Regions from separate parts of the Homo sapiens genome. Here region 2 is linked to region 1. A link is an interaction called in ENCODE POLR2A ChIA-PET data of the cell type or tissue named here. Cell type or tissue: Panc1. All regions are shown on one strand. Each heading gives the region's core, and the rest is flanking DNA. Links, peaks and the distances in the headings are about the cores only. Region 1 has its middle 27 kb from the start of NOA1. Region 2 overlaps PAICS (phosphoribosylaminoimidazole carboxylase and phosphoribosylaminoimidazolesuccinocarboxamide synthase).

Region 1 (8,659 bases), core at 145-8,144:
TATGTGTGCAGTTCTTTACAACCGTAACGGAGGTGGGCGGATTACTTGGGCTCAGGGCGGATTACTTGGGCAACCAGCCTGGCCAACATGGCAAAACCCTGTCTCTACCAAAAAATACAAAAATTAGCCGGGCATGGTGGTGCATGCCTGTAGTCCCAGATACCTGGGAGGCTGAGGCGGGAGCATTGCTTGAACCCCGGGGGGTAAATGTTGCAGTGAGCTGAGATCACACCACTGCAGATCCTGGGCGACAAAGCTAGACCCCGTCTCAAAAAAAAAGAATACGTCTTAACGTTTTGGATTTGTTTGAAAATGTTCTTCGTTCTTGGGCCTGTGAGCCTGCTGTATTAATAGCCTTGCTATTTGTCTCAACTGATTCACTTATTAGAATATCACTTGAGTTGAAGACACTTGTAGTCGGCCAGTGTCTCTTGGTGTCCCAGAACCAATAACTGACTCTAGAAAGCAGGAAGCCGTGAGAGCAACAAATGTCCCCCAAATGGCTATCTGCTTGCTTGGTGTCCACTGGACCCTTGTGTTGTATTTTGCTTAATTTTAAATCTTTTAAAAATGTAAGCTGCTTTTTGTGCTGTCCTCTCCTGTTTCATGACCAGCCACAGCAGTAATAGCACTGATAGCAGTAATAGGCATAGGAATTTTCTTTCTTTCTTTTTTTTTTTTTTTTTTTTTGAGACGGAGTTTCCCTCTTGTTGCCCAGGCTGGAGTGCATTGGCACAATCTTGGCTCACTGCACTCTCCACCTCCTGGGTTCAAGCGATTCTCCTGCCTCAGCCTCCTGAGTAGCTGCGACTACAAGCATGCATCACCACGCACGGCTAATTTTTGTATTTTTTTTTTTTTTTTTTAGTAGAGATGGGGTTTCTCCATATTGGCCAGGCTGGCCTCAAACTCCTGACCTCAGGTGATCCGCCCTCCCAAAATGCGGGGATTACAGGTGTGAGCCACCGCGCCCAGCTGCATTTTCTGTCTTAATCCTGCACCTTTTGGGTGTTTTCCTCATCTGCAGGGCATGCCTGCGTGTATGCACGTGCGGGCACACACACGCGCGTGCACCTTTAAATTCTTCACTGAGGCTTGCTGGAGTTCTGTCTCTGGTGGGTAGATGGCTTACAGCAGGCAGCGCAAGATCCGTCCACCCCATTCAGATAAAGACAGGGATTTCAGGGCCGTGGTCCCTCAAGTCAATGAACTCCAGAGGAAAGGACTCTTCTGGAGATACCAGAAGACTCTGGTATGAGCAAAGCCCAGACTCTCCTGGGCTGTACTCATGTTACAAGAAAGGGATCCCCCAGCCTGGCCAGTACGGTGAAACCCCATCTCTAGTATAAATACAAAAATTAGCCGGGCGTGGTGGCCTTTGCCTGTAGTCCCAGCTACTCGGGAGGCTGAGGCAGGAGAATCGCTTGAACGTGGGAGGCGGAGGTTGCAGTGAGCCAAGATCGCGCCACTGCACTCTAGCCGGGGCAACAGAATGAGACGCTGTCTCAAAAAAAAAAAAAAAAAAAAAAAAAGGCGGTCCCGATCCAGACCCCAAGAGAGTGTTCTTGGATCTCGCGCAAGAAAGAATTCAGGGCAAGTCCGCAGTGAAAGCCAAGTTTATTAAGAGAGTAGACGAATAATGGCTGGGCGCAGTGGCTCACGTCTGTAATCCTAGCACTTTGGGAGGCCGAGGCGGGCGGATCCCGAGGTCAGAAGATTGAGACTATCCTGGCTAACATGGTGAAACCCCGTCTCTACTAAAATACAAAAAAATTAGCTGGGCGTGGTGGTGGGCGCCTGTAGTCCCAGCTACTCGGGAGGCTGAGGCAGGAGCATGGCGTGAACCCGGGGGACGGAGCTTGCAGTGAGCCAAGATTGCACTCTAGCCTGGGCTACAGAGCAAGACTCCGTTTCAAAAAAAAAAAAAAAAAAGTAGAGGAATAAAAGAATGGCTACTCCATAGACAAAGCAGCCCCAAGAGCTGTTGGTTGCCTATTTTTGTGGTTATTTCTTGATGACATGCTAAACAAGGGGCGAATTATTCATGCCTCCCCTTTTAGACTGTGTAAGGTAACTTCCTCACGTTTGTAAACTGTTATGGTGCTGGTTGGAGTGTAGCAGTGAGGACAACCAGAGGTCACTGTCGTCGCTAGTTTGGTTTTGGTGGGTTTTGGCCGGCTCCTTTACTGCGACCTGTTTTATCAGCAAGGTCTTTATGACCTGTAGTTTGTGCTGATCTCCCATCTCATCCTGTGACATAGATGCCTTAACTATTTGGCAATGCAGCACCTTAGGTTTTAGCTCATTTTACCCAGCTCCTATTTAAGATGGAATTGCTCTGGTTCACATTCCTCTGACATTTCCCCCGGCCCTTTTATAGGAGAACCCTTAATCCTAAAGGTTGCAGGGGGATTAAGATCTATCTTCTGTAACTTCTTCAGGCTGAATAGGGGGCGAAGATATTTCTGCCTAACTATGAGGGTCTCTTGCTAATTAGGGTAGAGAGGAGCTCAGTCAGAAAGCATCAGTATGGTAAGGTCCATTCATAACTCTTGAGTTTTGACAAAAGGTGATATCTGGAAGATTAGTGTTTAAGAAAATATTTAGTAAGCTTGTCCTGTATTCCTACACAAAGAGTATAACAGCAATATATTGCACAAGAGTAAAGCAAAATAAGTAAAGTTATTCCAAGTAAACTAAATTAGAAGGCTTTTCATGAACTGGGCAACTGTTGGAACTAAGCTGATACAGGGTTGTTAGCTGATTGTAATGTGTCCAGAATAAGAATATTGATCCAGATTTTTACATTACCCATCCTCTTGTTTCTTCAGAGCAGCAGTCAGAGATTACTGCTTGGTTCACAGGAATAAGCAACGTTAGCCTAAATCGCAGAAACAAACTTAAAAATAACTAATGAGACTAGAATTTAATAACAAGTGTAGCATAGTTCTTGAAACATAATATTTCTCTCCAGTTTCCTATTTTTACTAAAGAGAAATCATGATAAGACTGATTTGCTTTATTATACTTGGCCTGATTATATGTATAAAGTGCAGCAAGAATAATTATTTTTTACATAAGCTCTTTTTAAATTGGCTTTGATGGAACTCTGTTCCATAGAAGGAATTTCAGATAAGACTTTTTTTCTTTTTGCTATTAACTTTTTTTTTTTTTTTTTTTTTTACCATTCATTCAACTGTTTGCTCAGAGAGAAACCAGAAATCTGACTGGTAAGAAATTCTTATCTTTTTCCCGGGATGCCAGGCTTCTGGGTTCCCTTTCCCTGAGTGGCCCTAGTGATGTGGCTTGTGGCACCATCGCCCTGGGGGCCAAGCAGCATCATAAAGGTAAATTTTTTTTTTGTTCTGGCTAGAGCAAAATATGTGTGATAAAACATAGACATTAGCCATTCTGCTTAGCACCCAATATCAAACTGGCAAGGCTTAAATTTGCCCCTAGATGGACCCTGTCATCTTTTTTTCTCTTCTTTCTTTCCTTTTTTTTTTTTTTGACAGAGTCTTGCTCTGTCACCCAGGCTGGAGTGCAGTGGCATGATCTCAGCTCACTGCAACCTCCGCCTCCCAGGATCAAGTGATTCTCCTGCCTCAGCCTCTTGAGTAGCTGGGATTACAGTCACGTGCCACCACGCCTAGCTAATTTTTGTATTTTTAGTAGAGACAGGGCTTTACCATGTTGACCAGGCTGATCTCGAATGCCTGACATCGTGATCCACTCGCCTTGGCCTCCCAAAGTGCTGGGATTACAGGTGTGAGCCACCGCGGCCGGCAACCCTGTCATCCTTAATCCAGCCTCCGACTTGGAGTTTCAACACATGGACTCTGGGCAATATGGTTGCCCTGAGTAGCAGAAAAGATTAAAAAGAAAAAAAAAAGGGAAAGGAGAGAGAAAAAAGCATTGCCTGTGGCAGGGTGGGGAAGGCAAAATGCTCAGAGAGGCCAGAGAAAGACCCACCCATTGCAGCAACACTGAAAAGTTCAGGTGTCTGCGGCTGCTGTCATGAAGGTATCTTTTCCGGCAGTCGCATCAGCTCTCAAGTTTCCCCTTATAGGGAGGAAAAAGCTCCCCATGACCCACGATCCTGTACATACCTAATCCTGTCACCCACAGCCATCAGCAAAGAATGCAAGGCAGATTAATACAAAGAGCGTAGCCTGCAGTGCCAAACCCCTTTTAGTTGAGAGGTAGACTTTACTGAGAGGGGTCTCTAACCCCCTAAATCTTAGAAGGGACTCTAACCCGCTGTTAGTCAAGCATCCTTGCCTTTTATTAAGAGGGGCCTCTAAACTACTCTGTCTTAGGGGAGACTCTAACTCCCCTAAGTTGGGTCTCTAACCCAATCCCATTCTTTACCTGGGTACCCCACCACTTACCCAAAGTCGTCCAATCACTGCTGGAGTCTATTTCCTTTGGGTCAGGGGGTCTCCTCGGTATTGCCCCTTTTGTGGTTTGCAAGATAGATGTTACCAGACCCCACTACTTACCCAATGTTAGCCTTTGGGTCGGGAGTTCCTGCAGTATAGTCACTTCCCTGGTCACCAGAAAGATGTTACAGGACCCCAACATTCACCCAAAGGTAGCTGTTGGGTCAAGGTTTCTGCACTATAGTCTCTTCTGTGGTCACCAGAAATATGTTTCAGGAAAGGGGGTCCCGATCCAGGCCCCAAGAGAGGGTTCTTGGATCTCACGCAAGAAAGAATTCAGGGCGAGTCCACAATGCAAAGTGAAAGCAAGTTTATTAAGAAAGTAAAGGAGTTGGGCATGGTGGCTCACCCCTGTAATCCCAGCACTTTGGGAGGCTGAGATGGGTGGATCACTTGAGATCAGGAGTTCGAGACCAGCCTGGCCAACATGGTGAAACCCCGTCTCTACTAAAAATACAAAAATTAGCCTGGCATGGTGGTGCATGCCTGTAATCCCATCTGCTCGGGAGGCTGAGGCAGGAGAATTGCATGAACTCAGGAGGTGGATGTTGCAGTGAGCTGAGATCGTGCCACTGCACTCCAGCCTGGGTGACAAAGCAAGACTCTATCTCAAAAAAAAAAAAAAAAAAAAAAAAAGGAAAGGAATAAAAGAATGGCTACTCCATGGACAGAGCAGCCCCGAGAGCTACTGGTTCCCCATTTTTATGGTTATTCCTATGCCAAACAAGGGGTGGATTATTTATGCCTTCTCTTTTTGGACCATGTAGGGTAACTTCCTGATGTTGCTGTGGCATTTGTAAACTGTCATGGCGCTGGTGGGAGTGTAGCAGTGAGGATGACCAGAGGTTGCTCTCATCACCATTTTGGTTTTGGTTGATTTTGGCCGGCTCCTTTACTGCAACGTGTTTTATCAGCAAGGTCTTTATGACCTGTAATTTGTGCTGACCTCCTGTCTCATCCTGTGACTTAGAATGTCTTAACCATCTGGGAATGCAGCACTGTAGGTTTCAGCCTCATTTTACCCAGCTCCTATTTAAGATGAAGTTGCTCTGGTTCACACACCTCTGACATTCATACCTATGTGGGCAATGTGCCTTGTAGCAGAACCTGGAAAATCTCAAGATATTCCCTGAGACCTATGCAGATCCCCAGATTTCAAGTCTTGCCAGAATGCTTGATCACTTTCATTAGAGTAAGTGGCCTCTTCAAACTTAATAACCTTGTAAATATATGATGAAATTAATTCATAAAGCATTTAAAAATCACCTTTTGGCCAGGTGTGGTGGCTCATGCCTGTAATCCTAGCACTCTGGGAGGCCGAGGTGGGCAGATCACTTAAGGTCAGAAGTTAGAGACCAGCCTGGCCAACATACTGAAACCTCGTCTCTACTAAAAATACAAAAATTAGCCAGGCATGGTGGTACACGCCTGTAGTCCCAGTTACTCGGGAGGCTGAGGCAGAAAAATCGCTTGAACGAAGTGGAGGTTGCAGTGAGCCGAGATTGTGCCACTGCACTCCAGCCTGGGCGACAGAGCAAGACTCCATCTCAAAAAAAAAAATTGGCTTTACACCTTTTTGACCAATGTTTTTTTCATCTTGATAGTTTTTACACTAACTGATGGGGACAGTTCAAGTAGTTTCTTTTTGGATTTCAACACTATCACATCTCTAGATACCCCAATATAAGATTCTTTTTTTTTTTTTTTTTTGAGATGGAGTCTCGCTCTTTCACCCAGGCTGGAGTGCAGTGGCGCGATCTTGGCTCACTGCAAGCTCTGCCTCCTGGATTCACACCATTCTGCCTCAGCCCCCCAAGTAGCTGGGACTACAGGCACCCGCCACCGCGCCCGGCTAATTTTTTGTATTTTTAGTAAAGACGGGGTTTCACCGTGTTAGCCAGGATGGTCTTGATCTCCTGAACTCGTGATCCGCCCACCTCGGCCTCCCAAAGTGCTGGGATTACAGGCGTGAGCCACTGCACCCAGCCCCAATATAAGATTCTAGTAAAACATGGAGTTGAAGATGGATTTAGGAACAAAGGGACCTCCTATATGGTTCTCCTTGTTCCCTGCCTCCCCTTCTGTCTCAGTATGGGCCCAGTGTGCTCTGGCAGGACAAGCGGGTGTGGGGAGGGGAGGGATAGAGATGCGAAAATGCTGGCAGATGGCCACTGCTAAAAGGGGTTCTGAAATTACTTCCAGCCACACGGCCTCCCCACCTCTCTCCCTGGTTATGGAGCCAGGAAAAGAAACGAGTTTGTATGGCTTCAGGACCCTCAGCTTGAACTCTGCCTCAAACCCTTGTCCATTTTTCTTTCTTGGAGAGCAGTAGGATACTATTTTGAGACATGAAGGCCCTTCATTTCTGTGTTCTCATTACCTTCCCCATTACAGAGACTTCCCAGGTAGAGGACTTCCTAGGATAGCTTTCTTCTAGTATAAGTACTGGAGCTAGAGGGAGAGATAGCCCAGAATTGAGTCTGCATGGATTTTTTTTTTCATTGAAATTTACCCAAGTAATATGTACACATTAATAAGTAAAAACAAAATATTCCTAAAGGATTTATGATAAAATCAAAAGCTGAAAATCTCTCCCCACTTCTTTGCTCGTCATATAGCAGCTCTGTGTATCAGACTTCTGAGGTAAATTTAAATTAGGATAATATTTCTCTTTTTTTCTTTTCTTTTCTTTCTTTCTTTATTTTTTTTAAGACGGAGTTTCATCTTGTTGCCCAGGCTGGAGTGCAGTGGCGCAATCTTACCTCAACACAACCTCTACCTCCCAGGTTCAAGCGATTGTCCTGCCTCATCCTCCTGAGTAGCTGGGATTACAGGCATGCACTACCATGCCCAGCTACTTTTTATATTTTTAGTAGAGATGGGGTTTCACCATGTTGGTCAGGCTGGTCTCGAACTCCTGACCTTAGGTGATCCACCTGCCTCTGCCTCCCGAAGTGCTGGGATTACAGGCATGAGCCACTGTGCCTGGACTCAGTATTTCTTATTTGATAGATTTATATTGGATTTTTTTTTTTTTTTTTGAGATGGAGTCTCACTCTGTCGCCCAGGCTGGAGTGCAGTGGTGCAATCCCGGCTCACTGCAACCTCCACTTCCCAGGTTCCAGGTTCAAGCGAGTCTTCTGCCTCAGCCTCCTGAGTAGCTGGGACTACAGGCACACGCAACCACACCCAGCTAATTTTTGTATTTTTAGTAGAGGCGGGGTTTCACCATATTGGCCAGGCTGGTCTCGAACTCCTGACCTCGTGATCCACCCATCTTGGCCTCCCAAAGTGCTGGGATTAAAGGCTTGAGCCACCGTGCCCGGCCTGGATTCACTTTCTATAGGCCAATTAGATAGCACATTATATTTGTATTTTCTTCAGGGTGATCAACGCCAAAAGCTTGTGATGGATTAAAATAGCCACAAATTCCAGTACATGTTTGAATCTGTGCTGCCATTGTGACTTGCTTTGACCAATAAATGCAGCAGAAGTGGCACTGTGTGACTTTGAGCTTCGGCCTCCAGAGGCTTTGCAAGCTCTACTCTCAGGCTTTTTGTGAACACTGTCACCTTGTGAACAAGCTTGAACTAGCCTACTTGAGGATGAGACCCTTGGAAGAGAGAGTGATCAATGGAAAATGCCTCACTTGCTCAGCTGTTACAACCATCTCAGCTGAAACTCCTGTGCGTGAGGTCAGCCTGGCTGTGTGCTGTGTGCAAATGCATGTCGCCACAGAGCAGAAGTACCATTGAGCGGAGCCTAGATTAAGTTGCCAAACTAAAGAATGGGAGCAAATAATCGCTTGGTTCAAGTCACCAAGTTTCAGGGTGGTTTGTTATTCAGCAATAGATGTGGATATAAACCTAATCATGTCCTCAAACCTAGTTAATAAAAAAGAAGCATTTTCAACGAACAAATGAGCAACTGTACCTAGAAGTGACTTACTCCATGCCCAACGGGGGAGTTAGTGGGTACATGGGACAGTTACACATTGTTCTCCTTTGTTGAACAGTCTCTTGTCCACGTTCCCATGCTGAAAAATTTTAACACATTTCTCAGAATTAGCTTTACATAAAGCTTTATTTATCTAATGAAAAAGCTAGTGTTTCAGTAAAATACATCTTTTATCTGGTATTTTAAAGGAAAGCAGCCCCATTTCTTTAATTTGCCTTCCTGTTGAGTATTTCACCATAGTTTTTTTTTTTTTTTTTTTT
Region 2 (8,659 bases), core at 472-8,471, 490 kb before region 1:
TGCCTTTCTCTAGGCTTGGATCTCCCATGTTTTCCCCTTACTTGGTTTATTTTTATTTTGTTGGAGTACATTCTTGAACTTGGGGGCAAAAGAATACAAAAGGTAAATTTTGATACCTTGTGTATCTAAAATGTGTATATTGAAGCCCTATACTTGATAGTTTAGAAATAGAATCCTATGCTGAAAATCATTTTGCTTTGGAATTTTGGGAGCATTATTACTCCACTGTCTCCTAGCATCCACAGTTGAGGACTCCATTGCTTTTCCACCAGTCTGATTCTAGGTTTCTTATGAATTTTGTTTCTCTCTGGAATCTTTCAGGATCTTTTGTCTGTTTTCATTGTTCTTAAATTTTACACAGATGTGATGTGCTGAGTCTGTTTTCATTATGGACTTTCGGTGAGCTCTTTTAATCTGAAATTCTGATTTCTTAGTCCCCATTTTCCTTGAATTATTTAATTTTCATACCCCTCCATATTCTCTCTTCTCATTTTTGAATTTGAATAAATTTGGGCTTCCCTTGATTTCTATTCTACTTGTTTGTCTTGTTGGTATACTTTCTGGAATATTTCCTAAATTTTACATTCCAACCCTTCTATTGAGTTTTTCTTTTTTTTCTTGAGACGGAGTCGGGCTCTCTTGCCCAGGCTGGAGTGCAATGGCGCAATCTCAGCTTACTGCAGCCTCCGCCTCCCAGGTTCAAGCGGTTCTCGTGCCTCAACCTCCTGAGTACCTGGGATTATAGGTATGCACCACCACGCCTGGCTAATTTTTGTATTTTTAGTGGAGATGTGGTTTCACCATGTTGGCCAGGCTGGTCTCGAACTCTTGACCTCAGGTGATCTGCCTGCCCTGGCCTCCCAAAGTGCTGAGGTTATGGGCGTCAGCCACTGTGCCCGGCCTTCATTTTGGATACAGGTGTTTTTTGTTTGTTTTGACACAGGGTCTTGCTCTGTTGCCCAGGTGGGAGCACAGTGGCATGATCATATCTCACTGGACCCTTGAACTCCCCGGGCTCATGTGATCCGCCCACCTCAAACTCCCAAGTAGCTATGACTACAGGCCCACACCATCACACCTGGTTAATTTTTTTACTTTTTGTAGAGATGGGCACTCCGTATGTTGTCCAGGCTTGTCCTGAACTCCTGGACTCAAGCAATCTTCCCACCTCAGCCTCCCAAAGTGTTGGGATTGGGTAGGAACCACTGCCTCTGGGGTTTTTTTTTTTTTTTTTACACAATGTTTTTATATTTCTTTTGGTTTTTGTTTTCTGGGTTTTTGTTGTTGTTGTTGTTTGTGTTTGTATGTTTTTAAATTTCCAAAAGCTCTTTTTTGTTCTCTGGAGATGATTATAGTCTGTTGCATATAGTTACTTTCTTCAGCTGTCTGGTAATCCTTGGCTGTTTGCGCTTTTAAGAGTGGAATACTATAAAAAACAATTGGAAACTTCAAGTGGGTGGTCCGTGTCAAAATTGGGCTTCACTGTGGGGTGTATCTGGTAGGGATTGTTCTTCAAACAACCCCTCACATTAGTGTCTAGGTATTTTCTTAAGTGTTGACCAGAATTACTCAGAGAACAAAAGTTGTCTGTGCCTGGCGTCCCCTAGTTCAAAGACGCCAAGACTGAAGTCTGTTTTACCTTCAGAAAAATTAAAGGCCTGGCTTGGTGGCTCATGCCTATAATCCCAACACTTTGGGAGGCAGAGATTGGTGGATTGCCTGAGCTCAGCCTAGGCAACCTGGCGAAACCCCATCTCTACCATAAATACAAAAATTAGCTAGGCATGGTGGCACACGCCTGTGGTCCCAGCTACTTGGGAAGCCAAGGTGGGATGATCACTGGAGCCTGGGAAGTTGAGGCAGCAGTGAGCCGTGATTGCACCACTGCACTCCGGATGACAGAGCGAGACCGTGTCTCAGAAAAAAATAATGTTTAAAAAGAAAAAAATTGCTACAGTGCTTTAAAGAGGCAGTTACTCAGGTAGATGGAGTGGGGAAGGAGATTTGAGGACCTAGCTTCTTCTTAGACTTCGAGTCAGTCATCTTCTTCTTAGTCCCTATTCCCTTCCAAAGGTATCTGGTGCCACTAATTTAGTCAGTCACCCTTTGGGGGAGTTCTGTAATGTCAGTCATGTTGCTTCTCATCTTTCCCTGCTTTCAGTTTAGAATTAAGTTTTTTTTTTTTTTTTTTTTTAAATGGAGTTTCGCTCCTGTTGCCCAGGCTAGAATGCAATGGCGCAACCTCCGCCTCCCAGGTTCAAGCGATTCTCCTGCCTCAGCCTCCCAAGTAGCTGAAATCACAGGCATGCACCACCATGCCAGCTAATTTTGATTAAGTTTTCTTGGTCTGCTAACTTAGCTACCACTGTGTTTGCCTTTCAGTTGCCAAAATGTTACTGCTGTTATCTGGCCTTGTGTGTTCATGCCTATTTCCTTTACTGTTTTTATAGGCTCTGAGAATTAAATTTTGTGCCTAAGCTATCTTTAACAAGATGTGATTATACAAATGTCTCAAGCTAAAAATCAGCGGCTACAAATAAAGCTGTAACCAAATTTATGCCAGAGGAATTGTATAGATACCCATGGAGCTTACAAAAGGGGAGCATGATAAGCAAAAAATTGGCAGTTTTTATAGTAGTGTTGTTTCAGGAGTGACAAATAATCTGGAAGACTTGTACATAATGATCACTAGAATTGGGGATAATCTTTTGAGGAGTAGTTTTACAGTAACCTGTGTAAAATCCTGAAGACCGCCCATATTTCTCATCTCTGATGTCATGCTCACTAGATAACTTTTTTTTTTTTTTCTGCAATTTAAGCTATTCTTTTACCAGAAAGGGAGTCCTGGGCAGGAGGCACAGGTTATTTCAAATATTAGAGTGGAGCACTCTACCTAGCGTGCTAACAATAGTGGTTGACATTCTTGGAGCACATACTGTGTACCAGGCAATGCTCTAAGCACTTTATCTATGTTATTAACTCATTGAAGTGTCACATCAGGTAGCTACTAGTTAAAATTCCCTTCTCACAGAAGAGGAGAATAAATTAACGTGAAGTAACTTGACCAATACCACATATTAAGGGGTGGAGCTCCATAAAATAACGTATTAATACAAATTAGTAAATTGGCCTTGTGATTTGTATTTGACTCTGTTCTTGTGGATAATGGGAGTCAAAGAGCCTGATGAATTCCAAGAATATCGGGAAAATCGAGCTTTTGGAACTATAGCAAACACTAGACATAATAGTACCCCTGATTCTAGCAAACACTAGACATAATAGTACCACCTCAAGACACTCTGCCTGAGCAGACATGTGGCCCCTAGGATGTTACTTTTTTATTCTGCTGTCTTGGATCTTATTAATATTTATTTATAACTTGACATTTCCTAAAATTATTCTACGGATTTGACTTTTACTGCTCAAAAATATTAAAATAGTTCAAATGCAGATAGAAAGATTAGCTAGAAAACTGTCAAAACAACATAGCTCAAGTTTGTCTAAGAACAGGTACTTTTGTACTCTTACCTTGACCCTTATTTTGCTTCAGTTGTTCTTCGCCAGGGATTGAAAGGGATAGTGTATGTGAACAGAAGTTTCAAAAAGATAAGTTTCTTTGTAAGTGAGTTCTATAAGAAGGGTGATAGATGATATATATAAAATATCTCTTCATGGCAGGTAATACTGACTGCTTTTCCTCTTGTAATCACTTTACCACTCCGGTATTAAAGACAGTTGTACAGATTCTACTTTAGATTAGAATAATGCAGTAGCTTTTTATTTTCTGTGGCAGGACTGCTCTGAGTATAAAATTTTTTGTAAGGTTGTATTTTCATTACTAATTGAGCTCAATTTTCTGTCTTTTCCTTGCTGAACCAATAGGTCTTGGCTGTTCAACCGTACTTTCTCCAGAAGGATCAGCTCAATTTGCTGCTCAGATATTTGGGTTAAGCAACCATTTGGTATGGAGCAAACTGCGAGCAAGCATTTTGAACACATGGATTTCCTTGAAGCAGGCTGACAAGAAAATCAGAGAATGTAATTTATAAGAAAGAATGCCATTGAATTTTTTAGGGGAAAAACTACAAATTTCTAATTTAGCTGAAGGAAAATCAAGCAAGATGAAAAGGTAATTTTAAATTAGAGAACACAAATAAAATGTATTAGTGAATAAATGCTTCTCTAGATCCATATTAATAAACATGAGCATCTAACCCCTCCTTTCTTAGGCTAGACACCAAGATATTTCAGCCAGCCTTTATCATTCCTCTTACTTTATCCTTTTTCCTTAAGTATTGGTGGTCACTACTATTGAGTTTCTTCCTTAACACTGATTAAATGATCTTAACTCCCTCAGCTAAAACTGGCATTACTGACTCCCAGCTATATTTCTCCAGACTTGCATTTTTTTTTTTTTTTTTGAGACAGGGTCTCACTGTCGCCCAGGCTGGAGTGCAGTGGCGTGATCTCAGTTCACTGCTGCTTTCCCTCCTGGGCTCAAGCAGTTCTCCCACCTCAGCCTCTCGACTAACAGGGACTATAATCTTGCAGCACCATGCCGAGCTAATTTTATTTTTTGTAGAGATGAGCTCTCACTATGTCACCCAGGTTCGTCTCAAACTCCTGAACCCTAGTAATTCTCCTATCTCAGCCTCCCAAAGTGCTAGGGTTACAGACATGAGCCACTGTGCCTGTCTAGACTTGTACTTTCAACTGTCCATTTCTCCCTGTCTGTCCCATGGGCACTCATGAAAAAACAGAATGCTCCCAACTTTATTCATCTTCCAAGCCTGTAGCTCTTGGTATACTCACTGTTGCAAGTCAGAAGCTTGATTTCATCATTGATGTTTTTCTCACGTTTCACATCTCACTCATCACCAAGTCATGTTGGTGTTAATTTCTGATTAACCCTTGAATTTACCGTCTTCTCATCCTCTGTACAAAAGCCTCAAGTGAGGGTCAAATTCAACATTATCCTGATCTAGACAGCCCCCATTCTCAATCCACCCTTTTCCAAGTTGATTGCCCAAGGACTTCTAACAATAAACTCTCTTTTGCACCACAGACTTCTTTGAAAATATACATGCTGTTGACCCTCTCTGTAGAAAACCGCACACATAAAACTTACCAACAGATTTCATTGGTTCTTGGGTTCTCCCGAAGCCTATCCATGGTTTATAGATTAAGAATTGATGAGGTAGCTGGGCACAGTGGCTCACACCTACGATCACAGCACTTCGGGAGGCTGAAGCAAGCAGATCACTTGAGGTCAGGAGTTTGAGACCAGCCTGGCCAACATGGTGAAACCCTGTCTCTACTAAAAATACAAAAAGTAGCCAGCCGTGATGACAGGCACCTGTAATCCCAGCTACTCGGGAGGCTGAGGCATGAGAATTGCTTGAACCCGGGAGGCGGAGGTTGCAGTGAGCCTAGATCATGCCACTGCACTCCAACCTGGGCAGCAGAGCAAGACTCTGTCTCAAAAGGGGAAAAAAAAAATTGCTGATGTGACCCATGAAGGGAACTCATTTTCCTCGTAATTTTGGACTGCCACACATTGGTACCTTTAGTTCTCTGAAGGCCCACGTTTTTATCATTAAGACCTATTTGTTAGCTAGTAGAGCTTTATGTTCGCTGTCCATGAAACCTTCTGTAACCACAGTGACTACAAGTAGTTCTTTCTCTATTGAATTATTAGGTCCAGAATAGAAGATGTCATTGTACACTTTATTTCCCTCACACTGTGTTATGCTCTGATGTGCTATGCTTAGCTATCTGTCAGAGATTAGTAAATTATAAAACTCATGTGTACTACTTAAGTTTATATCTTATGCTAGTTTATAAGAACAATTAAAAGGACTTAGAAGATTAACTTTGGTTTCATGGTCTCTGAAGTCACTGACTGCTATTTCAGCTTGTTTACCCTTACCTAGCATTAAGACTCCATCTACTTCTGTGCAGTATATGAAAATTTTTAAACTTTCATTTAGACTGGTGGATAGGACTGACCATTACAAATTGTCGTTATCAATTTTTTTTCCTTTTTTTTTTTAAGAGCCAAGTTCTCACTGTCTCCCAGGCTGGAGTGCAGTGGCATGATTATGGCTCCCTGCAGCCTTGAACTCCTGGACTCAAGCTGCAGCCTCTCGAGTAGCTGGGTGCATGTGCTACCACACCCAATTATGAATTTCATCATTAGTTTCTTAGTAGAGTCCACATGTCCTCAGTAGTAAGTTCATCAGTGCTAAATATTTGAAGGTATTTCTACTGTTTTGTAAAAGTAACTTAAGCCTACCTGGTCTGCTATCTTTTGAGTATTTATACTTTCTACGGGCTTGTAGGTAAACATAAAAAGAGAAAAAATATCCCAATAATACAGTTTTTAACCTTTTATGATAAAGACATGCTTAGAATTGCTGTTAAGCTTTCTGAGATTTAACCACTGAAACTAAGTAAAAGACAAAGCACTTAGGTAAAGCTTCATTCAGTATCCATTCACCCAATACTGGTTTGATTCTAGGGCCTAGGAAAATAGGACTGAGCAAAGCCCTTGTCCAGATGGAACTTATGTTTTAGAGGGGAAAACAAACCATAAAAAGGTAAACAGTATAAAATCAGGAAAGGATAAATGTATATGAAGAATCAAAATGAGGACGGTGATGGGGATAAGAGGGGAAGGTTTTTGAGGAGAGCAGAGCAATGATGTAAAAGCAAGACACACAGATAGGGAAATAGCTTTCCATACTAAGGGAATGGGAAATAAAGCTGAGTTTTGCCTTGAGGACCTCCAAACATGAGAATTGCTAGAGCTCTGTGAACAAGGATGAGAGTGGAAGACAATATAAGCAAAGGCTACATCACTTAGGGCCTATAGGCCACACTGAAGTGTGACAGGAAAAACTCAGTTTGAGCAGAGGCTTGACATACTTAACATATTTAAAGGTTCTCTGGCTGTTGTGTGGACAAGAGGAGAAGCAGAGATTAGTTAAGAGGCTATTGTAGCCCAGGTGAGGGATGATGTATGATCTTCAACATGTCTAATTTTTTTGTGCCTCAATTTCATGAAATGAAAATGCGACTAATACCACCTCATAAAGTTGTGAGAATTACATGAGTCAATATATGTAAGGCCCATCATGGCACACAAATGTGTTATGTAATATCCATTTGGCAGACTGAAGAACAACAGTATGAATGGAATTCATTCACCATGAGAATTACCTGGAATTCTCTGGGCATGGTAGCTCATGCCTGTAATCCCAGCACTTTGGGTGGCCGAGGCAGGTGGATCACCTGAGATCAGGAGTTCGAGACCAGCCTGACCAACATGGAGAAACCCAGTCTCTAATAAAAATACAAAACTAGCCGGGCATGGTGGCACATTCCTGTAATCCCAGCGACTCAGGAGGCTGAGGCAGGAGAATCGCTTGAACCTGGGAAGCGGAGGTTGTGGTGAGCCGAGGTTGCGCCATTGTACTCCAGCCTGGGCAACAAGAGCAAAACTCTGTTTCAAAAAAAAAGAAAGAAAGAAAATTACCTGGAATTCAATATTGCCATCGGCTGATTTAATTTCTAATATGAAGAAAGGGGCAGTGTGATGTGCCACGGAGCATCCACAACCTGCCATTTCAGCCCAGCCAACCTTAGAAAGCCATTGAAAAGAGTTGTTTTTAATGGTGTTTTTACATCCAGCTTCCCACACCTCAAATACTTGGGGTGGAATTGTTAATCTCACATTGCAGTACAATGAAAATAGTGGAATGGAAATCAAGTTATAAAATGGAGCTAAATATTTCTTCTGCTTGCCTCTGAGTTGATAAGATACCATAAGATACTGTACATGAGGCTGGGCGCGGTGGCTCACGTCTTATTTCTTCTGCTTGCCTCTGAGTTGACAAGATACCATAAGATACTGTACATGAGGCTGGGTGCAGTGGCTCACGCCTGTAATCCCAGCACTTTGGGAGGGTGAGGTGGGCAGATCACCTGAGGTCGGGAGTTCAAGACCAGCCTGACTGACATGGAGAAACCCCCTCTTTACTAAAAATACAAAATTAGCCAGGCATGGTGGTGCATGCCTATAATTCCAACTACTCGGGAGGCTGAGGCAGGAGAATCGCTTGAACCTGGAAGGCAGAGGTTGTGGTGAGCTGAGATCGAACCATTGCACTCCAGCCTGGGCAACAAGAGCGAAAATCTGTCGCCAAAAAAAAAAAAAAAAAGATACTGTACATGGAAGCTTCTCAGGCTAAATCCATTAATATAAAAATACATTGTGGATACTGATGAGATGGCTAATTCTGTCAACTTGACTAGGCTACGGGATGCCTTGATAGCTGGTCAAACAACATTTCTAGGTACATCTGTGATGGTGTTTCTGGAAGAGACTAGCACTTGAATCAGTAGACTTGAGTAAAGAAGACTGCCTTCACCCATGTGGGTGAGCGTCATCTAATCCATTGAGGGCCTGAATAGAACAAAAAAGGGGAAGAAGGGTGAACTGCTGGGACATCCATTTCGTGCCCCCAGATGTTGGTGCTCCTGGTCCTCAGGCCTTCAGACTAGGACTTAACGTTATTGCCTCCCCTGATTCTCAAGCCCTCGGGTTTGGAACTACACTGGCTTTCCTGGGCCTTCAGCCTGCAGAAGGCAGACTGTG

What was found. ChIA-PET counts read pairs that join two places held together with the same protein. Peaks named below come from ENCODE experiments on the same cell type or tissue, not always from the same donor. Only the 100,000 strongest peaks of a DNase experiment are listed, where the experiment ranks them.
Region 2: POLR2A ChIA-PET joins it to region 1 with 12 read pairs; 5 of 35 experiments call an interaction of 5 or more read pairs at or near these places.

The regions. Positions count from the first base shown.
Region 1 is chr4:56,945,879-56,954,537 of GRCh38, forward strand. No RefSeq gene overlaps it. Among named protein-coding and RNA genes, the nearest start is that of NOA1, 27 kb to the right of the region's middle. In Panc1, for the core only: no CTCF peak of the experiment used is centred there; no DNase peak of the experiment used is centred there.
Region 2 is chr4:56,455,490-56,464,148 of GRCh38, forward strand. It overlaps PAICS (phosphoribosylaminoimidazole carboxylase and phosphoribosylaminoimidazolesuccinocarboxamide synthase), which reads left to right. Exons shown (of 9, transcript NM_001079524.2): 9 at 3,883-8,659. The coding sequence ends at 4,049. It overlaps LOC124900706 (a long non-coding RNA gene), which reads right to left. Exons shown (of 2, transcript XR_007058126.1): 2 at 5,821-7,504. Among named protein-coding and RNA genes, the nearest start is that of SRP72, 7.8 kb to the right of the region's middle. RefSeq lists an enhancer at 3,509-4,708. In Panc1, for the core only: no CTCF peak of the experiment used is centred there; no DNase peak of the experiment used is centred there; H3K27ac peaks cover 739 bases.